Regions from separate parts of the Homo sapiens genome. Here region 1 is linked to region 2. The links are chromatin contacts, found by Hi-C or POLR2A ChIA-PET in ENCODE. All regions are on one chromosome and are shown on one strand. Each heading gives the region's core, a stretch centred on a gene start or an enhancer-like site at or near the end of the contact. The rest is flanking DNA. Distances are from core to core; before and after follow the strand shown. Region 1 holds the start of NAV2-AS2 (NAV2 antisense RNA 2). Region 2 overlaps NAV2 (neuron navigator 2).

Region 1 (6,350 bases), core at 175-2,674, 96 kb before region 2:
CTGAGTCCTGGGTGGGGCATGTTACAACTTGCTGGCTGATGAAGTCAAAGCACTTGGATTTCTAAAGACCAACGGTTTAAAGGCTTGGTTTGTGAGCTGACAAAAACAAAGTTTTCACTGTTGATGGGGTGAAGGTTTTTTTTTTTTTTTTTTTCTGGCAGGAGACAACATCTGTTTGTTATGTTTGGCCAGGTCATCACTCCCCCACAAAATTAAGGACAGTATCCATCTCTGAGGCCCACCTACAGCTGGGGGCAAACACAAGCGTGTACATTTGTAAAGTCTTAATACTCTACACATTCTTTTTCATTATCATCGCAGGAAATGGGCACACAGAACACAACAGTCTGCAAGACATAATGAGCCAAACTTCAGCAAAGGATTTTGAAAGGGAGAAGAGGCAGCTGCATGGGGAGGGGTAGACAAAGGTGAGGGCCAAGCTACACAGTGGGTGGCAGGTCATTTCTGGGCTTGGGGTTGGGGGTGGCAAAAGGAATGGGAAGGAAGCTGAAAAGCAGGAACATGCCACAGGAGGCCACAAGAGATGCAAGCGAGAGCTTCCGCTGCCCCAGATCAAGTGGCAGGGTTTAAGGTCGCCTTCCCAAAATGGGAATGAAGAGGCCAGCCCAACTCCACCTCTCCCTGGGCTTTAGCAGACAGAGGAACAGACTCTCACTGGCATGTCCATGTGTCACAGAGTACACTAGAGCCACAAACACAAGCAGGTGGCTTAGGCCAACAGCCTCGCACAAGACATCTGGCTTGACAACGAATGGGCAGAAGAACCTAGAGGCTCGGTTGGTCCCCGGCCTGCAATGTCATTACCTGTCCTGTTTCCTGGGCAGAGTACTTCTGCAGAACTTAGGGCTAGCAGCAGGGGAAGAGAGAGGGCTAGAAGTCCAGGCAGGTAGAAAACAAGAGAAGGAACGTTAGCTTGGAAGAAAGGAGAGGTGTTGTTATATACATTTTTTTCATTCCCCATGCTGATCCTCGCTTTCTTCCCTATATGCAGAAACTGGACACATTTATCCCTGCTGCAGAGAAATCCAGGGCTCTGAGAACACTTTTAATTTCTTGATTTCCTATCAGTCCAGGAGGAGGGTGTTTGCCACAATGACAACAAACCTACCCAGCTGTCTAAAGAGCATCCTACTAAACACTCCATGTCTGCACCCAGTCACCTGCTCTGCTTGCACAATTACAAGGGGAGGGAAAAGAAGCTGTTGATGAACAAACAGGATAAAACTGAAGGATTTCAAAAGCTGAATGCCATTTCAAATGGTAGCATAAATCTGCCCCCGAGAGACTGAGCAGCTCCAAGCACCAAAAATAACCACAGAGGAAAAGATAACAGGGAGCAGAGCCAAGCTTGATTCCATCCTGAAGTGGCTTCCCCATGAAAGACAGCAGTAATTAGAAAGAGAGAAATCTTACAGGCAAAGGCTATTCGACATTTGGGATTCCTAAGCTAATCTTTTTATTTTTGGAAGGGTGTCTTTCTGAGAAAGGCAGCCAGAGGCACAGCACCAACCTTTCTGACAGTGTGGTCTTCACACTGTTAGTTCTGACAAAGGGAGTCAAGGAGTCGTCCTTGGAGGAGGCGATGAGGCCAGTGGAAGAATTGTGGCTGGGGACCCCTCCACTGCTGAGGGAGATGTCGATGGACTCACAGCTGGTGTGGAGGCTGCTGACAGACTGAAAGCCCAGGCCATCCTTGCTAACTGCGGAGGAGCTGCTGGCGTTGGTGCCCCAGGTGAGGCTGTTGGAAGGGGCCGAGTGGGCTGAGCTGGGGCTGGAGGCTAGCGGAGACTGGTTGAGGTCCACATTCTTGCTGTAGAGAGGACTGCTGCTCCCACTGCTCAGGACGCCACTGCCTGACGGGGAGTCTAGGTTACCTTGCTGAGTCATGGTGGCATGAGGATTGGAGATGACCACCGAATTTTTCATGTTTTCAGCTGTGGCGATGGGCACTTGCTTGGTAGGCTTCCCACCAAAGAGTCTGTGAAGAGACAAAGGGTTGTGTAGGTTGAACACCCAGTGCCAAGGGGCACCGGACTGTTAAAGAAGGGTAGGGCAGAGGAGTTGGTGAGAATTCCTGGGGAAGGAAGCACAGCCATTCCTACTGAAATGGCTAACGGTACTTCAGGGAAAGGTCAGCCATAAAGTGGGCCTAGACACTAGTGCATCACAGGCTGCCGTCTTCAAATTCTAAGCTGCAGCTGAGACTCTGACTCCATCTGAGCCAAAGAGCCATGAGTAATAATTTTCTACAGGCCTATTCACATGACACTGGGCCAAGATCTTGCTTCCCTTTCTTTCAATAGATAGACTAACTAGAAAACTGCCCTGGCCCAGGAAGATGGTTGTCTTCATCATCTCTGTCTCTGCGGCCCCAGGCATAAAGCAGGCACACAGTTTATGACAGCTCAACTCTAAGGGATTTGGTTTCTTGACCTCTGAGCACAATACATAGAATCAAGAGCATGAATTTAGATCTGGAGGGGGCCTAGGAAAAATGTCTTCAGAGATTTATCCACAATAGAAAACGCAACTGGAAAGATGTATCTTTTGAAGCCAGAGAGCTTACTTATCCAGTGACATACATGGAAATCTTGCTTGGTTCACAAGACATTAGACCAGACACACTGGGTGGGAACTGTGTCTCTGTGACAGACACACAGAAATGCTATTCTATGTCATCTCCCCTGCTCGTGGCCAAAAATGTGCCATCAGACTACAAGGAATGACATAAATGCCCCCTCTTCCACTGGCAGAGAACTCTCTGGTAGAATGTTGAAATTATCTTTAAGTCAGAGAATTGTCCACATTCTAGTAATGCAAAGGCTCTATTACACTCACTGAAACCTGTGTTGAGTAAGTATCTCACAAGTGACAAAACTACTATGTATTTCTGACATGCAGGTGGCCTTGGGTGCTCAAAGTCGTGACAGTTTGATCTCTGCCCTCTCTAGACAGTCCTATAAATCTCAAGTATTGTAAAGACAATCAATCAATCAATCCTTACTACAGTGGGTGGTGGCAGAAAGGAAACACTTTGTGCCTGGTGACAACAGGGAATGAAATATCCTAATGTAGAATCTTGGCTTTAGAATGCTTACATACTTCCAGTGATGACAGGGACCTCGTTACTTCAAAGGGTAACTTGTTCCATTGCCAAGCACTTCCAATTATTAGGAAACCCAAATCTCATCCACTTTTTTTTCTGACTTTTGCATATTGCTCCTCATTCTGCTATGCATGACTACATACAAAAGTCTAATCTTTGGTCTGTTAGTCCTTGAAATCATTTGAAGAGAGTTATCTATCAAATTCACCAAAGATTTTTCTTCACCATACTAATACACATCAAGAGAACTAAGAATACCTTAACGATTTAGGAAGAAATGTAATTTACCAGGAATTGGCTAAAAGGTGTTCAATGTAGAGCCGTAGGAGCTGCATGCATTTTCAAGCATTCCATTACACTAGCCTAAGGGTCTAGTAAAATGCCTTTGTAGTTAGTAAAGGAAATCTATAATACCAAAGAGTGAATATTACATATAATACTTGAGGCAAGAAACAGAGAACATTTTCATTTACAAGGCAATCTGTTAAAACAACAAAGAGCAGCACAACAGACTTACCCCTGGAAAAAAAAATCGTTACTGAAATTCTAATAATCAAGTCTGGACAAAGAACAGTGAACTGCTTCATTATACCTTTCATGTGGAATGCTTCTTCTGAAGTCTTTTCAAACATTCCTGTTCATCCCCAGATATGTACATGTGCATATAATTTTTATTTTCTCACTGCTTGATTTTCTTTTCTTGGGACTTATTCTTTCTTATGATAAGAAATTTCCTGGGAAAGTAGGATGAACTGTAACCTAGCAGTTGCAGTTTGAGAATGGTCCAGTGGATATTATAATAAGATAATACGAACAGGCAAAAGCTGAATAAATTTAAAAGAAACTTTAAACAAGTGAATAATTTGTTTATATCTAGAGCTTCCACCCAGTGTGAAAATGTGGGGAAATGATGTCTATTTAAGGTAACAGGAAATCAACTTCTCTTTTTCAGAAATATTTCTTCTTTAAGAGGTTTGTGTGTGTGTGTGTGTGTGTGTGTGTGATGGGGAGGGGGAAGTTAAAATTTCAGACTGACTTGGAATTCCGGAGTAGCGTAAAAGTATATGTGGGGACACTGGGCTTTTTGAGTAAAGGAAGGAGCTGGTCAAGATCACTGCCTGCCATAATGAGGAAGCTCAGCTGAAGAATTATTAACACAAGAAAAAAATGTATCTGCTCCCCTGAGCTACCCACCTAGGTCCAAGGGTGTATCAAGACCTCATTCTGGATTGGATGGTAGCTAACTTCTTTTTTTTTTTTTTTTGAGATGGAGTCTCGCTCTGTTGCCCAGGCTGGAGTGCAGTGGTGTGATCTTGGCTCACTGCAACCTCCGCCTCCTGGGTTCAAGTGATTCTTCTGCCTCAGCTTCCTGAGTAGCTGGGACTACAGGTGCATACCACCATGCCAGGCTAATTTTTTTGTATTTTTAGTAGAGACGGGGTTTCACCATATTGGCCAGGCTGGTCTCGAACTCCTGACCTCGTGATCTGCCCGCCTTGGCCTCCCAAAGTGCTGGGATTACAGGCGTGAGCCACGGTGCCCAGCAGTAGCTAACTTCTATTGAGTGCATACTACGACCAGACACAGCTACAAAGATGTATCTTTACAAAAACCCTGACAAAAAAGTATCTTCATCCCCATTTTACAGGTGAGGAAACTAAGGCAGAATTGTTAAAAAAGGTTATATGGCAGCTAATTAAAATGGACCTAAGATTTGATTCTAAGATGATTGATTCCAGAGGCCTAAGTTTTTCATCCCAACATGGGAAAATAGTCAACTGCAAAACTGCCGGCCTGATCTGACAAAACAGCTTTACTGGAGGACTAAAGTGGAGAAAAACAGAGGGTGCTTCAACTAAGAAACAGGAAATTACTAAATCCATTCCCTGTATTCTGGTTCTGCTCTGCACCATTTATGTACTCACTTACCTGCGGAGTGTGGGAGAGGCCACATCTGGGTACTTGGCTCCAGGCTGGAGACTGGTCTGAGCCGGACTGGACACAGGCTGGGCTGCCGGATTCACTTTCACCGAGTTACAGGAAGCCACACTCTCGTTGTCTGATGAGATGCCTTTCTCCTTGTCTGTTTGGTTGACCAGACCTGGTAGAGAGCTGCCTAGGGCTGTTTTGGAAGGCTCCCTCAGTTTGGGCACTGGCAGGCCTGCGGACTTGCTGCTAATGTTGGAATCTATGCTGCTGGTGCTAGACCTGTTCCCAGCCCCGTTCCGGCTGTTGGACTTACTGGGCCTCGGCAAACTCCGGTACTGAAGGTTTGTCCGGGAGCTTAGGGCTAGATACCCGTCATCCTGATTCTGAGCCCCATCCATACTTGACTTCCGACCAGCAGACCGACTGACGAGTGCAGATGACTTTGGGATTTTGCCCAGTGTGGCTGACCTGCTGGTGACAGTCACCCCGCTGGCTGTGATCATGGCCAGGCCGGCGGCGGAACCACTCTGCTTCTTGAACCCAAAGCTGTTGGCATTGGCAGTAGGTGTCCTAGAGCTGCTGGGGAGGGGCTTTTTGGATTCGTCACCACTGCTCCGGCCTGCATCTGATGGGGAGCGCTTCACCTGGGAGGCTTTAGGAGAAAGCCTTCCTTTCTCAGACACCTTTGCGTCGTCTGTTTTTCCTAAGAGAGAGATCAGCAAGATTAGCCTGCAAGCCAAGAGCCAGCTCATCCATCTCGTCTGTTTAAGATGCTCTCCTCCTCTGAAGAGCTGGTTCACTTTTCCCTTGGGGAGGCAGAGGAAAGAGCTTTTTATAAAAATAATATAGTCTACTAATGTACCGTGAGCCTTTTAGGAAATGTCAATAATTTTACTCATTTGCAAAGCAGTCTAAATTTACCCAGGATAAAGCAAAGCCAGCCAATCACTGATATGTCTGGGGGGAAAGAACCCCCTGCCTTTCCTGATCTTTCACCCTCTGTCCATTAAAGCGCTGTCCCTAACATGTCCAGGGGATACCTCTGCCCTTGTTTATAAATATTCCCTAAGTCAGGGACAACATCAACTCACCATACACCCACAGCTCATAAACCCATGCTGTTGAATAGCCTGAACTGGCTGCATTAACTCACCCAGTGTCTAGTTAAACCAATTCAGTATGTCTCAGCAGCCGAACCATCTTCAGAGCTTAAGAGGCTCCCATGCTTACTTATTTCCACTTAGAAAAAGGTAGGGATGTGAAAGTTTATGGAAGCTCGTTGTTAGCAGAGTAT
Region 2 (6,616 bases), core at 210-2,709:
ATATGTGTGTATATGTATATATATATGTATATATGTATATATATATGTATATACACACACACACATATATACACATATATATACACATACATACACACACACACATGCATATACACACACACATATACTCACATACATACATACAAACACTAATAAACCAATTCTGATGTAGTGCTACCAGTGCTAATACAGATACAGCAAGTAACAAGGAAGCATACAGAAAGGTCACTACCTCTGCTTGGATGGAATCAGAGAGGAGATGACCTGACAGGCAATAAAGGAAAAGATACAAGGTATTATACATGCAAATGATGCATGAGAGCACGAAGCACCCTCTTATGAACAAATAATACAAACAAAAATAAAGTATAACAACTATCCATATAGCATTTACATTGTATTAGATATTATAGGTAATCTAGAGATGATTTAAAGTATATAGGAGGATCTACATAGGTTATATGCAAATACTATGCAATTTTACATGAAAAACTTGAGCATCCACAGATTTTGGTATTTTCTGGGGGTCCTGAAACCAATCCCTCATGGATACTGAGGGATGACTTTAATTAATTCAGCATGAATGAGTTCCTCAATTTCTGAAGAACGGAGTCTCCCCGCAGGCATCTGTGCCCATATTTGTTGATGGAGTAATTCCTGCCACCAAGGAGGGAAGACAGCAGCCCCTAAAAAGCCACTGTGGAAGACCAAATGCTTACATCCTGTTTTCTCTCTACACTAGGCTATTGATCAGCCTCATTCTCAAAAGCCAACATCCTTAGCCCTAAATATCACCAGCCAGGAGCTTTAAACCAACACAATGACTCACAGTGAAAAGGAATTGAGACCACAGCCTCTATCAACCACTAGATGGACACCACAGGCTAAGCTGGCTTTCTCCAAGTGTTCTGTAAATAGAACCATTGAGCTTCATAGCGTGTGGTAGCGAGTTATATAAGCATAAGGTCCTGCCAGAGTAGGCATCAAGAATAGACCATTCTCAAAATATTAAATACCTGCTAAGTCCCAGTCTCTGGGTTTAGAAAAATAATGAGTGCTGTCTGCCTGCTAGGAACTCCAAGTTTAGTGGAGAAAGACACACACACACACACACACACACGCGCGCGCGTGCACATTTCTTGTGCATCTCAGATTCTTGCCTGTTCTTTTCAAGCTCTATCTCTAATATTCAAAGGTTAAGAACTTGTTCCAGTTCACTTGGCAGAGCCAGGATTAAATCTCAAGTCTGTCTGCCTTTTAAGAACATACTCTTTCCTCAGTACCATCCAGTGGCTTTCAGACACTTCCCATGCAAAGTGAAACGCTTATATATAAGGGTAGGTGTGAACCAAGACTACCAGAAACACGTGAGACTGAGCTAACTGTGACTGGGGGAATCCCAGAGGACATCACAGGGGAGACATTTTCTTCAGGATTAGTCAGATGGGCATGAGGGGAAAGGAATTCCAGGAAGAAAGCAGCATGTCCCAGGAGGGAGGGCTTTGCAAATGCAGGAACCAGAGGCAGGGCTTTGCAAATGCAGGAACCAGCTTTTGGTGGTGGCAGGTAGCCTAGAGCAGTGGGAAGTCTGGAGTGTGTGAAGGGAAATGTGGCCGGGGGCAAGTCAGCGAAGGCAGATGAGGCAAAGGCCATGAAGAGCCTCCACAGTCAGTTAAGGCATTCAGATCTGTTCCCACAGGCAATGGGAAGCCATCAAAGGTTCTGAGAGGGAGAAACTTCTGATGTTATATTTAAAGGGTCATTTTTTTGTCCATAAAGGGATATCTACTTATACTTTGGAACATTACACAACTCAGTGCCTCCTTTGAAAAGAAAAAAAAAATCATTTCAAACATATGGACGTGGAGTCTGCCCCTTTAATTTTATTCTGTACCATATGGCACTTTGAATTTTTAGAATATGAGTAGAAGATTGACTTCACAGATCAAAACCTAGTAAGAGAAATTTCATCTGTTATTTTAATTTCCTCCCCACTACAGCCAATGCCCAATTTATCAATCCAATAAAAGGGATGAGTGAGATCAGATAACAACCTGTAAAGTACTTAGACATGCCTGGTATATACCAGGCACAATATAAGAACACACACACACACAAAGTGTAAGAGGCATTTGCCCTTAATTCTTAGCTAAACTACATGGTAATATGGTAATAAAGTAATTTCAGCCCTACCATAGGGAGAATTGAAGGATACACACAGGTGCACATGCACACACCAGTACAGAAAATGAACTAGAGGCATCAAAAAATAGCTGTTATGCCAAGCCGAAGTACAGCATCACTTTAAAAACAGAGGTCTTAGGTTTTTAGAAACCAGAATTTACTTCCATATCAGATTTTCTAAATAAACTTACTATAAACTTTTACAAGAACTTTCCTCAAAGAGCCTCTGTACAGATTGATATATTACTCATACATCAAGGCTACATTTCTACTAAGCCAAATAAACATCTGGACAAAAGCTTTAATCATTTCATTGTTTCCAAGCGCCTGGATGTTTGAGGGAGATAAGGCATCTAGACCCCGACTGGGATTTTGGTCTTTATCAGATACAACTGCAAACAGAAATCCAGCTGAAGGTTTAAAAACCATATTAATTGTAGCACTTCAAAGCTCAGGGAAGTCAAATGACATGCCTAACGTCACAGAGCTGGCAAGAGGTTGGGGAGGGTTTAAGCCCTGGTCTGCCCAATATGATATCCCAGTCTATTTCCCTTTCACTACATCAATTGCCTCAACAATGCCTTATTCAGCACATTCTGAAGCACAGAATAACCAGCCTTTCAATATTTACAACCTTGCCAGTTTATAGGAAGAATATGATGAGTAGAAAAGACATTAAGTGTCTTGCTCTGAACTCTGCGTGTAAACACAAACTGGTAACTTGGCCTCAAAGCAGAAATTCACATGCATTTCCACAGAGTGGATACATGCTTAACAAGTGTTCTAGAATGCTACAACTAGAAGGAGCATTAGGTTCCATCTGGGCTACCTCTCCTCATGCTGAGGGTACATTTCTACATTAAAAGGAACAGGAAGAGAAACCAGACCAAAGTTCTCCAGTTTCAGTAATTGGGTGCTTTGCTTACGTTTCTGAACTTTTTATCTACACTTGCTCTAAGTGCTATCACACATGCTAAAACGTAAACTTGGCAAAGCTGGAACTGAAATGTAAACATCGGTGCTTTTAAGCAAAGGTAAAGGCTCTGGTTTGGATGGTTAAAGAAACCAGGAGTTTCTCAGTCGGCTATCACTAAGATTCAGGTTAGAGTGTTTCAATGTCTCCACCTTGTGGACATAATCAACACTACATCAAAATGAATTCACTGGCCATCTTTTTAGAATTGAAAGACTGGTTCGACAATAAAATCAACTATTACAGGATACAAAAACCTCAAAACAAGCCACAATTTGTTCGGTAGTATATGAAAATGGGAATTGATAATAATAAATCTGAGTCCATGCTAGATACCAAAAGTCTTCTAAACAATAATACAAAGATTACATTATGTGAAATTCAGTTGTAATAGGTGTATGCTATTGTTTTTCATGTTTATGGAAAACTAGAAAAAAAAGGATGCTCTAAGTTGACCAGGTCATTTAATTTCTCACTCCATTAATTGCGCCAGCCATTCCAGGCAGCAGAAATTTGTTGTACTGTAAGGTGTTGGGCAGCTCAGAAAACACTACAAAATAAAGGCCTCAGAAGTGAAAGTTTCTCTCTGACCTTTTTCTGCCCTCTGGTCTCTCAATCCTATTTCCCCTGAGGCCAGCCATAGAAACTAGAATCCCTCTGCCCCTAGGTAGGCCATAGAAATCAGAACCCTTTTTCCCCAAAGCCAGTCATAAAACCTCCAAACATTATTCTAATTTTCCCTCTTCCTTTCTGTGTGAAGCCTGGGCATAAGGAAATTATCTGACCCACCTTGTTTGATTGTAGAAACCTCCATTACAGAGAGGGCTCTGCCCCATACGCAGAAGGCAGGAATGCTTCTCAGAAGGGCCAAGAAGAACCTTGCTTGGTTTCCCCACTCCATCTGCTAGCATTAGATCATACCTTTTTTGCCCAATCATATTTCTACACAGCTGCCCGTACTTTGTAGAACCTAAGCATAAAATTGGACAATCTCCCCTATATCTTTGGGTATTCATTCTGAAGGCTTCTGTGTATATACATTAAGTAAATTTGTATGTCCTTTCTCCAATGAATCTGCCTTTTGTGAGCTGATTTTCCAGTGAACCTTCAGAGGGTAAAGGGGAAATTTTCCTTTTGCCCCTGCAAAAGGTTTGGTGGATTCTGTTTTCAAAGATTTCACTACCCAAGATAGTTCTAAAAGTAACAGGCTGAAAACCAAAGCACCTCTATGCCTCAGCTTTTAATGAAATAAAAGAACACTTCTAGTCACAGAGGTAGAACAGAGAAAAATCAAATTCATTTTGAAATAAACTCTAGTAGTTGTAGTATTTCAATACAGCAATAAAACGTTGGCAAGATGGTACACTATTACGCTCTGTCCCTAATAGCTGCAAGCCCTTGGGCAAGTTATTTAACCTTCCTGGACTTCACCTTCCTCATCTCTAAAATGGGGACTATGATATCATCTACCTCAAAGGATTGCTATGGAGATAGAACAAGAGAGTATAAAAGTAAAGCACCTAGCACTGTGTTTGGCATATAGGAGAGTTAGCTATTATTTAAATTATAAAAATACTGGCTCACCCATTGGGTTCTTGATCATTATTTTCATGGAAATGAGTGGCACAATTAGTATTTCTGCTTTTTCTTATCTGTAACTTTAACAGCTAGAACATTCAAGGTGGAAAAGATCTTGGAGAACTTCTGGGCAAGTCATGTTAACAGATGAAGGAAGAAGTCCCAGGCAAGTGAAATAACTCACTGCACCTTAAGTCTGCAGGGTGATCTGAGAGGGGAGCATGAACAAGTTACCAGCCAGGCCTCGTGCTATACAGTCATGGCAGGCTCCACCTGAAAGGTTCCTTAGACATCATCTCATCACTCCCCTTCACTTCATATATGAGCACACAGAGAAACAGGGAGGCTGGATTTGTTCATTCATTCACTGATTCACGTGTTCATTGATTTAGCAATATTTATGAGCTCCTATTATACACAACACACTGGGGATTCTGCAGTGAACGCGCAAGACAAGTCCTTGCTTTATGGTACTTACTGCTGCAAGTAGGAGGGGGCCGGGAGGCAACAGAGGATATACACATAATCAGGCTAATTTCGAATAGTGATAATCTTCCAAAGGAGCCTGCCACAGAGTGGTGGAGATGCGTAGGGCAGGAGGCAGGACACACACCTACTTCAAATTGCATGGTCAAGGAGGGCCCCTCCAAGGAGGTGTCAGCTGAGCAGCAAGAAGGACCTACCATGCAAAGATCTGGGAAGCAGAATCCAGGCTGAGAAACAGAGTGCAAGGCTGTGAGGCCGGAAAGAGCTTGACAAGATTGAAGATTGGAAGGGACAGCTGCAGCAGGGAAATAGGTAGGAGAGAGGAAGATGAGATCTAAGAGGCAGGTACAGGCCAGATCTCATAGGCCCGGGGAGGCCGTCTAACCTGCAAGTAGTCCATCCTCAGTGCAAGGTTTGGTTTAAGGGACTGATGCGACATGGTTTGTTTTCAGGTATTACTCTGTTGTGATTTACTGGCCAAGCCTGGACTACCCAGGCCTTCAGACTCACAGCCGAGCAGCGTTTCCCTCCATGTCACACAGCCTTTGATATGGACAGCAGAAACTCAGGTGGGCAGTTTGACCTCCTCCAGAAGAATCAAATAGAGCCCTACAAAAGAGAAGCCAGGTGCCAAGCCCTCTTTCTCTCTGGGAGAAAGGGCGGCCCCGGGTACTTACCCGCTTGTAATGTCATCGGTCCGGATGTTCTTGCTCAGAACATCCCCGTCGCTCATGTAGCCGGGGGCATCCATGCTGATGCCTTCCAGGTCCATCTCATCTCCTGCCTTGTCTGAGACGTCCACATGGCAGACACTACTGCCCCGGGAGGCCAGCTGCCTTCTCAGAGGGGCGGAGTACACATAGCGACCTGACTCAGTGTTGATGAACCTGCTGGCGTTGGCTCGAGGGGGATACCCATTGCCCATTGAGGGGGCGTCTCCTGCTTGGAGCCGAGGGCTGGACTGGCCCAGTCTCCAGGACAGAGGTGTGGGCCTCCCTGTCAAGCTGAGTATGCTACGGCCACTCATCTCCGTGGTGACATTGGTGTCAAACGTGGTTTCCAATGTGCTAGAAACAAAACCAACCTGATTAGACTCAAAGGTACCTAGTATCCTTCACAGTTTATATGTTCTTTAATTATTTAGAATTATGAAATAATCCTCATATATAAAATAGGATAAAACAGCCAGCCCCCATGTACCACCTGATGTGCTTCCTCTGCTCAAAATGAGAAAGGAAAGCTACACATCTACATAACATTCTGAAAAGCCTACCGGAGACTTTCCCTGCTAAAACATGGTACAAGAAACGAATTACTTTAATTAAATGACCTCAACTACTAGAATTTTCTTTCCAGGCCAGATGCAGTGGCTCACTTTCCAGGCCAGATGCAGTG

The links. Hi-C counts contacts between places; a loop is a spot of excess contacts on that map. ChIA-PET counts read pairs that join two places held with the same protein, here RNA polymerase II (POLR2A). Pooled maps may share reads with other maps.
Region 1: a loop to region 2 is called in a map of Right ventricle myocardium inferior, with 5 times the contacts of the local background. The contact joins the promoter of NAV2-AS2 here to the enhancer-like site in region 2. A Hi-C loop is called at or near these places in 25 of 168 maps with a recorded cell type or tissue (Caco-2, HepG2, K562 and 18 more), 2 of 37 single-sample maps with no recorded cell type and 18 of 50 pooled maps. POLR2A ChIA-PET finds 5 or more read pairs at or near these places in 6 of 52 experiments (A549, AG04450, HepG2 and 3 more).

Annotation. Positions count from the first base shown.
Region 1 is chr11:20,044,377-20,050,726 of GRCh38, reverse strand. NAV2-AS2 (NAV2 antisense RNA 2) reads left to right here and starts at 1,424. Exons shown (of 2, transcript NR_046672.1): 1 at 1,424-1,753. It overlaps NAV2 (neuron navigator 2), which reads right to left. Exons shown (of 38, transcript NM_145117.5): 14 at 5,057-5,759; 15 at 1,532-1,999; 16 at 826-891. RefSeq lists enhancers at 1,055-2,254, 1,773-2,286.
Region 2 is chr11:19,948,363-19,954,978 of GRCh38, reverse strand. It overlaps NAV2 (neuron navigator 2), which reads right to left. Exons shown (of 38, transcript NM_145117.5): 10 at 5,899-6,288. Among named protein-coding and RNA genes, the nearest start is that of NAV2-AS3, 30 kb to the left of the region's middle. Within about 2 kb of position 1,459, at least 5 of the 41 ENCODE cell types and tissues checked have a DNase peak (open chromatin) inside an H3K27ac peak, as active enhancers do; they include endothelial cell of umbilical vein and mammary epithelial cell, where a contact is called at or near this core.